Regions from separate parts of the Mus musculus genome. Here all the other regions are linked to region 2. A link is a contact called in ENCODE Hi-C or POLR2A ChIA-PET data. All regions are on one chromosome and are shown on one strand. The core of a region is the stretch at or near the end of the contact, and the rest is flanking DNA. Distances in the headings are between cores, read along the strand shown. Region 1 holds the start of Tomm5 (translocase of outer mitochondrial membrane 5). Region 2 holds the start of Slc25a51 (solute carrier family 25, member 51). Region 3 holds the start of Aldh1b1 (aldehyde dehydrogenase 1 family, member B1).

Region 1 (4,520 bases), core at 786-3,285, 300 kb before region 2:
CACACTCCGGCATCTTTCCTCCAGGGCTGTACGTAACCCCAACAGCCCTTCACTGTGGGCATCTTTGACCTATTTTGCACTACAGGAAGTTAAATCCAGGTCTTGCACGGGCCAGGCAAGGACTTTACCCCCAAGGTATACTTGAGGGGGGTGGGAGGTGGAGCAGATTCCTTTTTAACCCAAACAAGACGAAATGCAAGAGGAATCAAATGGGCATTAGGCTTCATTACCAATGCTGGGAGAACAGGGGCTAGGAGGTGTGTGTGTGTGTGTGTGTGTGTGTGTGTGTGTGTGTGTAAGGCAAGCAGAGGAACAGACACCTACTCTGGTTTCTCTATGACTCTGTCACCTATGCCCTTCAGATCACACCAGTTACTGTGCTGATGTGATAAATGATGTGCACAGAGCTGTCTGGAATACCCAAGTGGCGTTGCTGAGATAGAGATGACTCAGCAGTTCAGAGTGTCTGCGGTCAATCAGGAGGACCTGAGTTCAGATCCCAGCAGCCCAGCCATCCAGCCATCCCTGGCAGCTTACAATTAATGGCCAGCTTGACTCCAGTTCCAGGGATTCCAACGCCCCCTTCTGGACTGCAGGCACGTGGTTCACATATAGACAAGCAGAAAAACACATAACAAAAGTCTCTTGTTTCAAGACAGATTTCTCTGTGTAACCGCCCTGTCTGTCCTGGAACTCCATTTGCAGACCAGGCTGGTCTTTAAAAAAAAAAAAAAAAAAAAAAATCATTGAGATCCACCTACCTCTGCCTTCTGAGTGCTGGGATTAAAAGTGTGTGCTACCATGCCCGGTTCTAAATAAAAATCATTAAATAGAATAAATCAGTGCACTAAGCTAACATTTCCTTGAGAGCTCTTGCCTATAAGAGAAGGATGGGAAAGCTAAAGTTTAAAGGGTAAGCAGGATGTTTTGGGTGCTTCCATTTCCCCCAAGATGTCCTGTCCTGGAGGAGCCAGCAATACAGAGAGTACAGCAAAAGAGGCACCCAAATGAGGGAGGCCTTAACTCCAGTCTTCTAAAAATGTTGGTATGTTCTTCAATTATTTGAATCGCTCCTGCCTCTCCCTGCCCAGAAGACTCCCACAGGCAAGCAAGCACTGGACAATAGGAAGAAGTGGTACAGGTGTGGAGGTCAGAGTACAACTTCTGGAAACTGGTTCTCTCCTGCCACCACGTGTGGATCCGGCTCAGGCAACTCAGTGAGCCACCTAGCCAGCCCCTGACTTTTAAATTGACAGTATGGCTTTAACCTTGAGTATGTGTCCTATGAACTCAAGCTCTCACTTGGGGTGAGGTGGCACAGATCAAGCAACTTTTGTTAATGTTGAGATCAAACGCTTCAGAGATTCTCCAAGAAAAACCAATTATTTACTTCACCCTCTGTACAAACAAACATAAAGAAAGCTAATCTCTTGTACTTCAAAGGCAAGCAGAGAGAGAAAGCGCCTGCTACCTTATTAAGAGCTCAGCCGGAATTGTATTCGTTCTCTGAACGGCCAAATGACCTTGGGTCAGCCACCTTCCGGGGACCGTTTCTAGGTTTGCAAAACGAGGGTATTGCTCCGAGGATAACACGTGGGAGCTTCTTAAGCACAAACGTTGGGCGAGCAAAGGTGACTTAACCACGCGTCCTCCGCCACCACGTGCACTGGGCACATCCCCAGGACCCGCAGACCCCCAGAGTGTGCGCAGTTGGGCAGTCCTGGACGTGCAAGCACCCCACTCTCCCCAGGATGCTCAGCTCAAGGCCCCACGACCGCGTGCAGGGTTGGGTGTGGACGCGTGGCCTCACGGTCACAGCCCAGAAGGACACTCACTGACTCGCAGCAGGGCCACGTAGATGAGGAAGTTCCGAATGGAGGAGACCACATCCTCACGCATCTTCCGCTTCATCTCCTCCGGGTCCAACTTGGGCGCGAGACCCTCGATCCGGAACATTGCGGCGGCTCTGCCTCCAAAGCTTGCGAGAGCAGCAGCTTGCTCTCCTCCAGTGGCCGCCCTGCACCCGGAACTTAGCCAGGCTCCACTTCCTGTCCCACCCCTTGTTTCTGTCCTGTGACGGGAACCTGTGAGGGGAAAATTTCATCCTGTCTTCTTGTGTCTGAAGCAAAGAGACCTGAAGGGGGCGGCCGCCGCCTTAAGTCTCTGAGCCTTGGGTGGATCTGGACTGTGTTTTGGTCCCTAGCCGGGAGAGTGCCACCTGTAAAGTTGTTTTATGCTGTAAAGTAGGGAGGTGTGTGCAAAAATATCATTATAAATAATAATAACATTTATGAAGAATCTAAGACAGTACTTCGTGAAATGCACATTTTAGTCTGTCCTTCCTAGGTTTGAAATTTAAAACAACTTAGTTGGGAATGAAGTTCGTTTGCCAAATCGTTTTCTTAGGATGCATGAAGCCCTGGATAGTGTTGCTGTTGTGATAAACACCACCAAAATAACTTAGGAAGGAAAGTGTTTCACCTAACCTGTTAACGTTATCCAGGGAGGCCAGCACTGGAGTTCAAGCTGGAACCTAGAGGAGGGAACTGAAACCAAGCGGAGACGTTGTCTTTACTGGCTAGCTGGCCTCAACCAGCTAACTTACTTTTATTGGTTAGGACCACCTGCCGGGTGGCATTGCCCACAGTGGGCTAAGCCTTCCTCCATCAACTAGTAGTCACACAATGACCCTCAAATTCACCAATAGGACAATCTGGTGGAGGCAATTCCTCAATTGAGGTTTTCGCTTCCTAGGTGTCAAGTTGACAAAAACTAGCCAGCACAGTGCTGCACACACCTGTGTTCCCAGCACTGGGCTGCTGGAAAAAAGGGGTCAAGAGTTGAAGGTCAGGGCAGTGCTGGCTCAAGCACTTGGGAGACACAGGCAGGCAGATCTTTGAGTTCAAGGCCAGCCAGGTCTACAGAGTGAGTTCCAGGACAGCCAGGGTGACACAGAAAAATCCTGTCTCCAGACAAACAAACGAATGAGTTCAAGGTCAAGGTGGAAACAGTGTCTCACACCTGTAATTTCAGCCCTCAGAAGACAGAGGCAAAAGAATTACTGCAAGGTTAGGGGCAGCCTGGGTTACAAAGTAATTACAAGGACAATCTGAAACAAACAAACAATCCCAAGATAAACAAACACAAACAAAAAACAGAGGTCAAGGTTATCACCCTCAGCTAGTGAGCTCAGACTGCTAGTGTCCCAGACACTGAAATTCTAACATTTCCCACATTTTTTTTCTGTACACTCATTTTTTGGAGGTAACTGATCTTTAAATATTCTAATGAAGATCTTGGACTACAGCAAGTATGAGCCCAGATCAAAACTGATCAACACTGGACAGATGAGAGAAAATCAAGTTAGAGTTTTCAGACATGAATGGGACAACTGAATTTTTCACATAATCCAATATCAGAACGTCTCTTTTTGCAGGCACACTGTATAACAACAATGAATTTGGGGTTAAATAAGAATAATACTTGAGGGCTGGTGAGATGGCTCAGTGGGTAAGAGCACCCGACTGCTCTTCTGAAGATCGGGAGTTCAAATCCCAGCAACCACATGGTGGCTCACAACCATCCATAAGGAGATCTGACTCCCTCTTCTGGAGTGTCTGAAGACAGCTACAATGTACTTACATATAATAAATAAATAAATCTTAAAAAAAAAAGAATAATACTTGAAGCCGGGCGTGGTGGCACACGCCTTTAATCCCAGCACTCGGGAGGCAGAGGCAGGCAGATTTCTGAGTTCGAGGCCAGCCTGGTCTACAAATTGAGTGCCAGGACAGCCAGGGCTACACAGAGAAACCCTGTCTCGAAAAACAAACAAACAAACAAACAAACAAACAAAAGAATAATACTTGAGGCCGGCCATGGTGGTGCATGCCTTTAATCCCAGCACTTGGGAGGCAGAGGCAGGCGAATTTCTGAGTTCGAGGCTAGCCTGTTCTACAGAGTGAGTTCCAGGACAGCCAGGACTACACAGAGAAACCCTGTCTCAAAAACACCAAAAAACAAACAAACAAACAAAAAAACTTGACTGTGAGAATGACTGACAATGTTAGCACCTTCCTGATTGACAGAGTGTAAGACCCTGGGGTTAGAGTAAAAAACTCTCGAGTGTTTCTTCAAGCTTTAGTAAGTATTTGCATCTATAATTCAGACAGTGGACAAGCAGAGGCAGCAGTGGTAGGGGAGGGGCTGACTCCTAAGGAAGAGGTCCAGCCTTCATGAGTGCCGAGAAGATCACTCTTGGCAATGCTTCTCCCTGCTCACAAAATCAGGGACAAGTCTCTCTTTCGTGCTCTAAAGTCTCTTCTCACTCTGATCATCTATGCATTTGAATTCTATTTGTGTCATTGAGGGCATAATAGTTTGGAGTGCATGAATGTCAATATATCATCACCCGTGATCAGCTAGTGTGCTGGCTAGATTCTTGTTAAGATGACACAAGCTTGGGTCACCTGGGAAGAGGGCACTTCAGTTGAGGTGAGGTCCCCATCAGGTCGTCCTGT
Region 2 (4,992 bases), core at 1,620-4,119:
AAGACTCATGTTTACCAACTTACATTAAATAAGATTTTAAAAACTAAAACCTTGGCAGAAATGCCTGATACTATGTAACATCTTATTCTTTTTTTTTTTTTAAGATTTATTTATTTTTATTATATATAAGTACACTGTAGCTGTCTTCAGACACTCCGGAAGAGGGAGTCAGATCTCATTACGGATGGTTGTGAGCCACCATGTGGTTGCTGGGATTTGAACTTCGGACCTTCCGAAGAGCAGTCGGGTGCTCTTACCCACTGAGCCATCTCACCAGCCCCCCCCCCCTTTTTTTTTTTTTTTTTTTTTTTTTTTACTGTCATAGTTAATGTTAAAAATCAACAAAAATCCCTGGTATGGTTGCCCAGGTCTTTTAACTCAGCACTGAGGCAGAAGGATCTCTTGAGTTTAAGAACATCCTGGTCTACATATTGAGTTCCAGGACAGCCAGGACTACATAGAAAGACCTGCTCTACCTCCCTTCCCCTACCCCAAAACCTCACAAAAATGTATACAATCACACACTAGCCTAACAATTTCCAAATTCAGAGACTATTCAGCTCTACACAGTGATCACCTATTCACAGGGTCTCATCATCTAGCTACGGCTGGCCTGGATGGCAGAGGATGGTCTGCACACCCAGCTCAAGTCAGCATCTAACAGCCGCTTACAGCTGTGGTCCTGAACATTAAGTCACCGGTGCCCTTTCGCAAGCACTCTGCTCAGCAAGACTGCTTCCCTGCTTGTGTCCCATCCCCAGCGCTACAAACAAAGGCCACGCTTGCTTTTCCCTTCTGCCCAACTCATTCTTCTGCTCCTTAACAACATTTTGCAAATTAAAGTTGGTCCATCCAATCTGTTACGGCTGAAATAATGGGCCTTGTTGGTCAGCAAACAGAAAATAGCCCAGGCAGTCAGGTATTTACAGACCCCTGTACAAACTACCATAAGAAATGTTAGAAATATTTTTGACCACTTACATTATTAGATATTAAGGGTCTTATACAGAAAAAAAAGTGCCTTTTTTGAGACAGGGTTTCTCTGTGTAGCCCTGGCTGTCCTGGAACCTGATGTGTAGACAGGCTGGCCTTGAACTCAAGAGAACCACCTGCCTCTGCCCCCTAGAGTGCTGGGACTAAAGGTGTGCACCACTATGCTTAGCTAAAATGTAATGTTTTGCAAACCTCCCAGATGTCAGACTTAAAGCATTCCTGTCAGCTGCACCCTGCCTACCAGGGTGGTGTGACTAGCGTCTTTTTTTTTTTTTTTTTTTTGGGTTATGAGCTTAACAGCTTTAACAGCTGAGCCATCTCTGCAGCCTGTAACAAGTTTCTTAATGCAGCAACAAGAAGGAAAAACAGTGTGCAGTGTTCTGATAAGAGTTTAGAAGGCTCATCAAGTAAGGAGCTAACTGCCAATCAGCTCAATCGAGAGGTGGGAGAAAAATTCTGGAAAGTTGTCCTCTGACCTCCATTCAAGCGCCTTGGCACATTAGAGCCCCCCAACCTCCCTCCCCAAATATATATATATAAACTTTAAAACATGGCATGTTTTATAACAACACTCAGATCACTAACTTAACTCTGATAAACTGGTTCCTATTTAAATACTTCCAAATGATAATCTTTTGCAACTTACTATAAAATGTATTTACTACGACTGCTCTAGTTTGCTGTAAGGCACCGAACCTAACACAAGGGAGCAAAATCCACTTTGATCCAATAAGGGTCAAACTTCTGTGATGTAAGCACAGTGTAAATTCTAAATACTCAATGTAACTTTCAGCCCACAGGGATATGCAAAAGCCAGATATGACCTTAGTACAAAGGTCTTTGACCAAAAACAGGGCAAAGGGTGACTGTAATTCTTAAAAGACGTGAATTCCCACTAGTCAGCAGGTCTGAGTCAGCATACAAAACCAGGGTCAGGCAGGGTTCAAGTGCTAGTTACAGCAGGATTTTACCACTGCAAATGCAAAGCAACAGCTGTGACAAAAAAACCCATTATCTTAGCTTCTATCTGACAAAGGAGACTAGAGTCAATTCTTGTCAGAAGTGTCATGTCGCCCTAAGAAACGCTAAGGGTGACGACTCTGGTTTCTCATGTGCCCTGGATCCGAGTCTTCAAATCCTTTCAAAGCAAAGGCGCCGGAGATCCATTTTGGTACGGTAACTCCACACACAATTCATTCTGCTCAATAGACAACAGGTAAAAACTGACAACCAGAAGGTGGGCACTAGGACCAGCTGGGCAGCCTGTAGGGGCCAAGACAAAGGTTAAGCTAAAAGTCGTAAACATGGCCGAGGCGCTGCCATCCTCTACCTAAGCTAGCTACAACAATCCGCACAGAAGGGAACAATTGACGCCCGCCCACCCACCCGCCCGCCTTAGACTCTTTCCTGCGTGATGAAACATGGTGCCTCGGAACGAGCATTCTCCAGGCTTCCATCTGCCCACTCGGGGAGGACGGAGAGGCGCTGGGCGGAATGGCCAGCACCACCGGATACCACGGGCCGCCGCGATCCCGCGGGTGGCAGACAAAGGGAACCACGGGCCACCGCGATCCCCCGGGGCCTGCATCTCCCGAGCTGTGGGCGCCTCCCTGCCGGAGCGCGCCGCAGCACCACAGGGCCCTCGGCCGGAGCCGGGCCGCAGCTGCCGGGACCCGGACGCGTGGAGAGCGCAGGACCTGGAGCTCGGCAGCCCGCGACCCTGCTTCAAGCCTCCCTTCTCTCTGGCCCGAAGCTAGGGCAGCACAGCGGCCTCCGCTCCCCACCGCACCCCACCCAGGACTCACCCACGGCCCGGGGCGCAAGCCCGCAGGACGGCTGGCGAGCGAGCCCGCGCCCGCGCAGGCGCAGACTGGTCCGACCCAGGCAGGGGCGGGGCGGGGCGGGGCGGGACGTCGTCGAGCCACGTGACCAGGGCCCTGCCTCGCTCAGGGTCTGGGTAGCGCTATAGCTGCCTTGTACTGCGTCCGGTCCGGTACTGACTCTTGTCGCACCTTTTGCCAGGCTGTGGGGGTGCCGCTAGTCTCCCCGCCCCCCTGACTTAAGCTGAAGTTATACGGTGGCCTCGTTGTTCCACAAAACAGCAAGCGCGTCATTTAGCGTGTAGTCTGTTGAGATCCAGGGCTGTAGATAGCGCGTGCGTGGAGGCGCGAAAGCTTCTGATGAGGCGATCTCAAAGCTTGGTGGAGAGCTCTTTGTCACCGCACTTCACAGGACACCTGAGTTGTACATGAGGTCATACAGCTAGCCTCTTTTTCCTTAGATGCACACACAGTTTGTGGAGTCTTGGAAGGAGAACCCTGCTGTGAGTTAGGAGAGCCGGGTCAGAATTATAGCCGTGACATCCCTTGAGTGACTTTTGGCAAGTTATTCGTCTCTTCCATGAGTGGGTTCCTCCATGTTGTGACATTTGAACAATGGTTCTGATTTGCAGAACCACAGGCGATAAATGTCAGTGGACAGAAAGGACAAAGTCAGCCTTCGTGGGCAGGCTCTTCAGCAGACTCCTGAATGTGCGACCAGCTTGCCTCTTAGGACTGGGATTATCTCACCATTACACACCGTTCCAGGTGGGTGACCCAGCCTGCTTAGTGTTTACAGGTTTCTGAAGCTGTCGGAAACCACGCCTCCTAGGCCACGCCTTCTAGCGTCAGCAAACGGGAGTGTCAATCTTGGTATTTCAAAGCCTCCTTTAAGGAAGTTTGCCTAGAGATCCAGTCAATGAGTTCCTAAGAGGAAAAAAAATTACAAAACATTTCTTTTTTAAAAGAAAATAGATTTATTCTACTGTTAGCACATGTGTATAAGTACCCAGAGAGGCCAGAATAGGGCTTCAGATTTCTTGATCCTGGAATTATTAAAGGCTGTGAACTGTCCCATGTGGGTGCCAGACTCAAGAAGAGTATATGTTCTTTTCTTTTTCTTTTTCTTTTTCTTTTTCTTTTTTTTTCCAGAGCTGAGGACCGAACCCAGGGCCTTGTGCTTGCTAGGCAAGCGCTCTACCACTGAGCTAAGTCCCCAGCCCCTTTTTTTGTTTGTTTGTTTGTTTGGTTTGGTTATTTTCGAGACAGAGTTTCTCTGTATAGCCCTGGCTGTCCTGGAACTCACTCTGTAGACCAGGCTGGCCTCGAACTCAGAAATCCACCTGCCTCTGCCTCCCGAGTGCTGAGATTAAAGGTGTGCGCCACCAACGGCCCGGCACAGTGTATGTTCTTAACTGAGTGACCAAGCAACCTCTCCAGCACCCAACCCTCAAGTCTTAAAATAAGTTCCTGATTTTGGGTTGGGCCACACTGCTAGTGTCCTCTGCCACACGTACAGTCATGGCTCCCTGAGGAGGTGCCAGCTGTGCAGCAGGTACCTCCAAGGGAGGTCAGAGTCTGATGGACCCAAAGCCTACAAAAGCAGAAGTATGAGAGGCTTTCCCCTTGAGAAGGTGTGGGAACAAAAAAACGGGGCCCGGGGGAAGTGGGAAAAGGGAAAAAAGGCCCACACCCCGCCAGAGTTTCCCTATCCTATGACCACCGGGGTTCAGACCTCAGCTCGACTGGAGACCAGCCTGTCTGTGCAGAGCCCAGTGCCCCACAATAAGGAACCAGGGACAGATTCATGGGGTAAGAGGTGTTTGAACTGGGCCTCAGGGTGATCTGATGGAATATGGGCCAGAGAAGGAAGTCACCTCAACAGTGGGAGGGAATAAGACAGTAAATGCCAGATAGTGGGCCTGTTAGTGCAAACCTCCCTCCCCTGTCATAAGCACAAGGGACAGGTTTTTGGATCTCATGGTTTAGAACAACCAGGCAACAATTGGGGAAAGGGCATTTACCTCAAAATTATGTTTGCCTTGGCTTCTGTGAATTTCTATTCAAATGTATTATTCAAAAAGCAAAGAAACCAGGCAGGTATCCAGTGTGTTCATAAGCATAAATAATTAATTTCAGATTAGAATGGAAAGGTTATTCTCCTGTGTGTGTGTAGGGG
Region 3 (4,853 bases), core at 1,581-4,080, 390 kb after region 2:
TACAAATCTGGCTCTTTTCACAGCGTTTTATTTTTGATTTAGATCTTGAAGCTGTTCGCCTTTCTTTAGTTCTCATTGTATTAATTTAAATCTAATTTTTAAAAGTAAGGAAATGTTAGATTCCTGTTTTTGAAATGTGTTTAATGCTTTTACAACAGAGCCAACCACCTTGGTGGATTCTGGTGCCCACCAGTTTATGAAGTGTTTGGGGTAGGAGCGCTGTATGGAATTTAAACACAAAGCATTCACAGAAGAAGTCTTTTTCTGGAAACATTATGGTGTACTTACAGAGTCCACAAAGAACTCTTAGGTCTGCCCATAATTTCTAAGCATGGCTACACAGCTGAACATCAGACATATATGGGGAACTTAAAAAATATATATATATCCTTGGCTCTCACCCACACCTAGTGATTTTGGATCCCTGAAGGAAAGCTTGGGGGATGACAAATGCTCCATTTCCTGACGCAATTCTGACCCTCAGCTGAGTTGGGAGCCCCTTGCCTAGCTGATCATCATTTGATGGTCCCTCCTGTAGGATTCTGGGGAATTAATGCCTATCGGTAGGGATGTCTGTGACTCCTTATTCTCCTCCAGTGTGGAGAGCATCCACCTTTCAAGGCAGCCCTCACAGTCCTTAGCCAGCTCTGTTTTGTCTGGTTGTGTGTGGGGAAGGGGAGAAAGATGGGAAGTTAAGGGAGAGTGATGGGAAGAGGCAGAAGCCGCTCCCCCTGGGATCTAGTCTGCAGGCGGGCTGGCCGAGAGTCAAGACACAACCTGACAAAAGCCAGACTGCCCACAGAAGAGGTGCCTGTTTTCCTGGACACTCTTAAACAGGATGTTCAAAACAACCAAGAACTCTGCAGGGCCGGGATGTCCATGGCCTTGAGCGGAGCTGTGAGCATACCCTTCTCATCTCTAACTCTGAGCAATGCCTCTTGTAAAACCACCTGACAGCTTCAGTTACAGGGACAGGCTTCAGGTCAAGGTCAATATGTAGACCAGCTCATATTTTAAACTAAAAAAAAAAAAACAACCCCCAAAACAACAACAAACCCTAAAAAACGTAATTTTAAAACTTTGCTTAGTCTTTTTGCCTTCTTGTAAATTATATATTTTGAACAAGGTAACTTAGAAACCAGAGTCACTATCTATCTATCTATCTATCTATCTATCTATCTATCTATCATCTATCTATCTATCCACCCATCTATCTAGAGCCATAGTAAAGACACCTAACTAAGCCAGACTCTTCCTTGAGAAGCCCATATCCACACTTGGGTATATTTGGTCCTTTTCCTGTGCGTGTGGCGTGTCTCACTCACTTAGATAAAGAGCAAATAGTAACACTTACCGCCTTAAACTCCTCCTCTGCTGCATCGTTAAGGGTTCAGCTCTAACTGAGTGGAGCTCCCTGGGCGGGGAGTGGGGGGGGCATTTCTGGGTTTTGTCTCCTCACCGGGGATTGTATTCAAACTTCACAAGTACTGGGCGAGCTACATGCCCAGTTCCTACTATGCTCTGCCAGGATGTTTTTCTTGGGGTGCCCCATAACCTCCCACACACTGGTCTGGCTTTGCCCTCTGGCACTCCACAGACCCTGCCTGATCTGGACTTTCAGAGACTTGGTGTACATATTTTGTTCCTTGAGTTCTAAAGGGAGAATACTCCAGATTTTTCAGTCACCTGGATCTTGTGCCAGCCTTTCTTAGTGACTCCCTAGTTCTGTGACTTCCATGGAAAGGTCTAGAAGAGACGCTCAGAGTGTAGGTGGAGGGTAGGTAGAATTTATCACCCAGCAGTAGGGGATTGCACAATAGCCAAAGGGACCACGTGAGAGCAGACAGAGGTCAGAGACCACTGCCACTGTGCTGACCATTTGTGAGTGGGCTTTTTCTAGAGCAGGTAGCTGTTTCTAAGGAATGTTTTCTGTCTGGGTGATGGACAGGTCTATTTGGATTCACTCTTAAAGTAAGGAAGAATGGTATGTCTTGTTTTTTTTTACCAGAAAGCTTGAAGGGAGGCAATAATCTTGCTGAGGGTTGTTTAGATAGTTATCTATTAATGACACCTCCACCCAAGACAGTACAGCATGTTATATCTCTACCCAGGATAAGAGCTATGACAAGATCACACTCCTTTGACCAGTAATAAAGTCCTGCGATTTCAGATTCAATCCTATAAGCCATTGGTTATGAGAGTGGTGTCCTTCAAATCCACTAATCTGTAACTAGCTACTTAACACCGCCAGGATTCTTCACACAATATGGCAGCCAGCCTAATCCCCGTGTAACTCACTTCCACTGTCTTTCTGACTGCATTTTAGGCTGTTTTTTTAAAATGCATGTTATTTTAAAAATCTTCAGTTCCTACAACCCCAACCCCAGGGTCTTGGCCCAACTGTCCACCCTCAGCTCAAAAGCAGAGACCAATGGTCAATGTAGACTTTATAAACAACATAGCCCATTTTGTTTGGAATGTATCCGATCTGCTCACGATTTTGGAACAAGAATTTTCAGTACTGTCTTAGTAAAACAGGCTCAGGAATGCTGATCCGCGGCACTCTATCAACAAGGTCTGTCAATGGTTGATATTTAAGGAGGGGTCCCAGGATAGAGCCGGGCATGTGATCCTAGGAAAACCCCACCTCTCTCTGGGTCCCTCTTTTGATTGTCAAAGGAGTGTCCTTAGGCTCTCAGACTTGAGATGCCTGCTCCAAAGAAGCCAAATCAGAATCCTCTGGAAGGTGCCTGATGCTGGACCTAAGATTAGGCTAGGGGAAATCAGGGTGTTGAGCCGAGATCCCTCAGTGGTGGGCGGTGCCGGGAGCAGGCGGAGCTTAGCTGGTGACGGAACCACATTGGCTGGCTAGCGGCTGAGCGAGGCGGGTCCGCACGGCTGCTGAACTGACCGGAGAACGCTGATACTAGAATTTGAGCCTGAGCGCGATTCGGAGCCTGAGCCCCAGACCACCGCAGGTAGCTACCGCCGCCCTCCCTCCGCACTGGGGCACGCTACGGTCCCCGAATGGCAGGTCTCTTCCGGGTGCACTGCTGGGTTCTTTCCACGCCGCTTCCTATCGGGGAGACACTGGATGGGCTGGGAGAACACAGAACCACCCAAACCTTCTCATCTTGGTTCCCATCTGGGGCTAGAGCCACTGGCCATAGTGGACAGGCTAGGTCTAAGTGTGTGTTCCGGGGTTCTGACTTCAGGCCTTTCACTCGGTGGACATGAGTATCTGATATTGGGAGGAACCACAAAGCTAGGCCTTTGGGAATCCAAATCCAAAGATGAGAGAGTAGTGTCCCTGAACATCTGTGGTTCCCTCTAGAGTAGCCATCAAAATCTGTTCTACTCAACCTGACGGGGACAGGGAGGGAGGCTGCTGAATTTACAGTGAGAAGATGAACCGCAAACTGTAAAGCTGGATAACCTGTGACCAGAGCTTTGTCTTTTCTTTTCTTTTCTTTTCTTTTCTTTCTTTTCTTTTCCTCTCTCTCTCTCCCTCTCTCCCTTCCTTCTTTTCTTCCTTTCTTCCTTCCTTTCTTTCTTTCAAGATTTATTCATTTCATTTATGTGAGTTCACTGTAGCTGACTTCAGACACACCAGAAGAGGGCGTCAGATCTCATTACAGGTGGTTTTGAGCCACCATGTGGTTGCTGGGAATTGAACTTCGAACCTCTGGAAGAGCAGTCAGTGCTCTTAACTGCTTAGCCAGCTCTCCAGCCGGACCAGAGACTTTTCTATGTGCAAAATGAAAGCAACCACTTGGACCCTGTGAAGATTCTGAGCAGCAGAGCCTTGGTGTGACCTAAGAGCAATTTCACACACACACACACACACACACACACACACACACACACACACAGAGAGAGAGAGAGAGAGAGAGAGAGAGAGAGAGAGAGAGATCCTGGTCTTTTGGTTACAAGGACAAAGCAGATGTCCTTGATGGGCCTGCTGGCTCAGGTTCCCCTGGGAGGGCTTTTTTCTGGTCAGCATTGATTTCTGTATGGCTAAGGACCTGGTGGGATCCTTGCTTTCGTGGATTAGGTTTTTTTTTTCTTTCTCTGCACTTGGGACAGAGGGTTGAAAGGGCCTGGGATGGGAGTGGGGGTGGGGGTGGGGGTGGAGGTCAAGGATCTGGGCTGGTGCAATTACATTTTACTGCTGGGTGGAGCAAGCCTCCGAGTGAGACAGAAAAGACACAAGGTTTCTATTCCTAGCCAGAGATTAACTGTGTAACTAATCTAGGAAGTAGAAACACAGTCTAACAGTCGTTTATGCAATTTTAGATACATTTACATTTCATCATGTTATCATGCTGTTTTAGTAAAGAAAGTCACTGCTGTTTTAGGTGACAATAAGCAGACCTACCTCAGCTGGTGTTTGACTTGTACCCCAGAAAACTAAGCCCCGTCCCACTGTTCTGGGGTTGGGGGGCTCTGCCAGGTTGGTTTCTGAGACCTTGAGTGTTCTGATGTCTGCCAGAGTGGAGTGTCTCTGGTTTTAGACATGGAAGACCCCATTCAACACCACCCCAGGGAACTCTACATTTGAGGGAACTGGGGTCCCAAGTCTCTAGGGTCCTTGCTCAGATCTCAGGGCAGTTCCTCAGTGGCCCTTGTGGGAATCTTAGTGTGTTTTCCTAGTGTGTCACTCAGTCAGCAATAGGTCTACCCTAGGACCGGACATGGTCATAGAGGTGACTCTGACGAAAGAGCAGAATTAATAATTATTTGCGTTGTTTGCGTTGTTGAGGCAGGGTCTCCCGCTGTAGGCCAGGTTGACCTTGGACTCCCAAGGGCTTGTTTGGTTATCTCTGTGGCTTAGAGCATCCAGCTTGCGGAGC

The links. Hi-C counts contacts between places; a loop is a spot of excess contacts on that map. ChIA-PET counts read pairs that join two places held with the same protein, here RNA polymerase II (POLR2A).
Region 1: a map of T-helper 1 cell shows a loop between it and region 2 (5-fold over the local background). The contact joins the promoter of Tomm5 here to the promoter of Slc25a51 in region 2. A Hi-C loop is called at or near these places in 6 of 37 maps with a recorded cell type or tissue (CH12.LX, T-helper 1 cell, left cerebral cortex and 1 more). POLR2A ChIA-PET finds 5 or more read pairs at or near these places in 3 of 5 experiments (Patski and embryonic stem cell).
Region 3: a loop to region 2 is called in a map of T-helper 17 cell, with 3 times the contacts of the local background. The contact joins the promoter of Aldh1b1 here to the promoter of Slc25a51 in region 2. A Hi-C loop is called at or near these places in 4 of 37 maps with a recorded cell type or tissue (T-helper 17 cell, T-helper 2 cell, mouse embryonic stem cell and 1 more). POLR2A ChIA-PET finds 5 or more read pairs at or near these places in 1 of 5 experiments (Patski).

The regions. Positions count from the first base shown.
Region 1 is chr4:45,106,078-45,110,597 of GRCm38, forward strand. Tomm5 (translocase of outer mitochondrial membrane 5) reads right to left here and starts at 2,036. Exons shown (of 2, transcript NM_001099675.1): 1 at 1,836-2,036. The coding sequence starts at 1,956.
Region 2 is chr4:45,405,897-45,410,888 of GRCm38, forward strand. It overlaps Slc25a51 (solute carrier family 25, member 51), which reads right to left and starts at 2,870. Exons shown (of 3, transcript NM_001009949.3): 1 at 2,799-2,870. It overlaps Gm46852 (a long non-coding RNA gene), which reads left to right and starts at 3,494. Exons shown (of 3, transcript XR_001784277.2): 1 at 3,494-3,581.
Region 3 is chr4:45,796,192-45,801,044 of GRCm38, forward strand. It overlaps Aldh1b1 (aldehyde dehydrogenase 1 family, member B1), which reads left to right and starts at 2,831. Exons shown (of 2, transcript NM_028270.4): 1 at 2,831-2,978.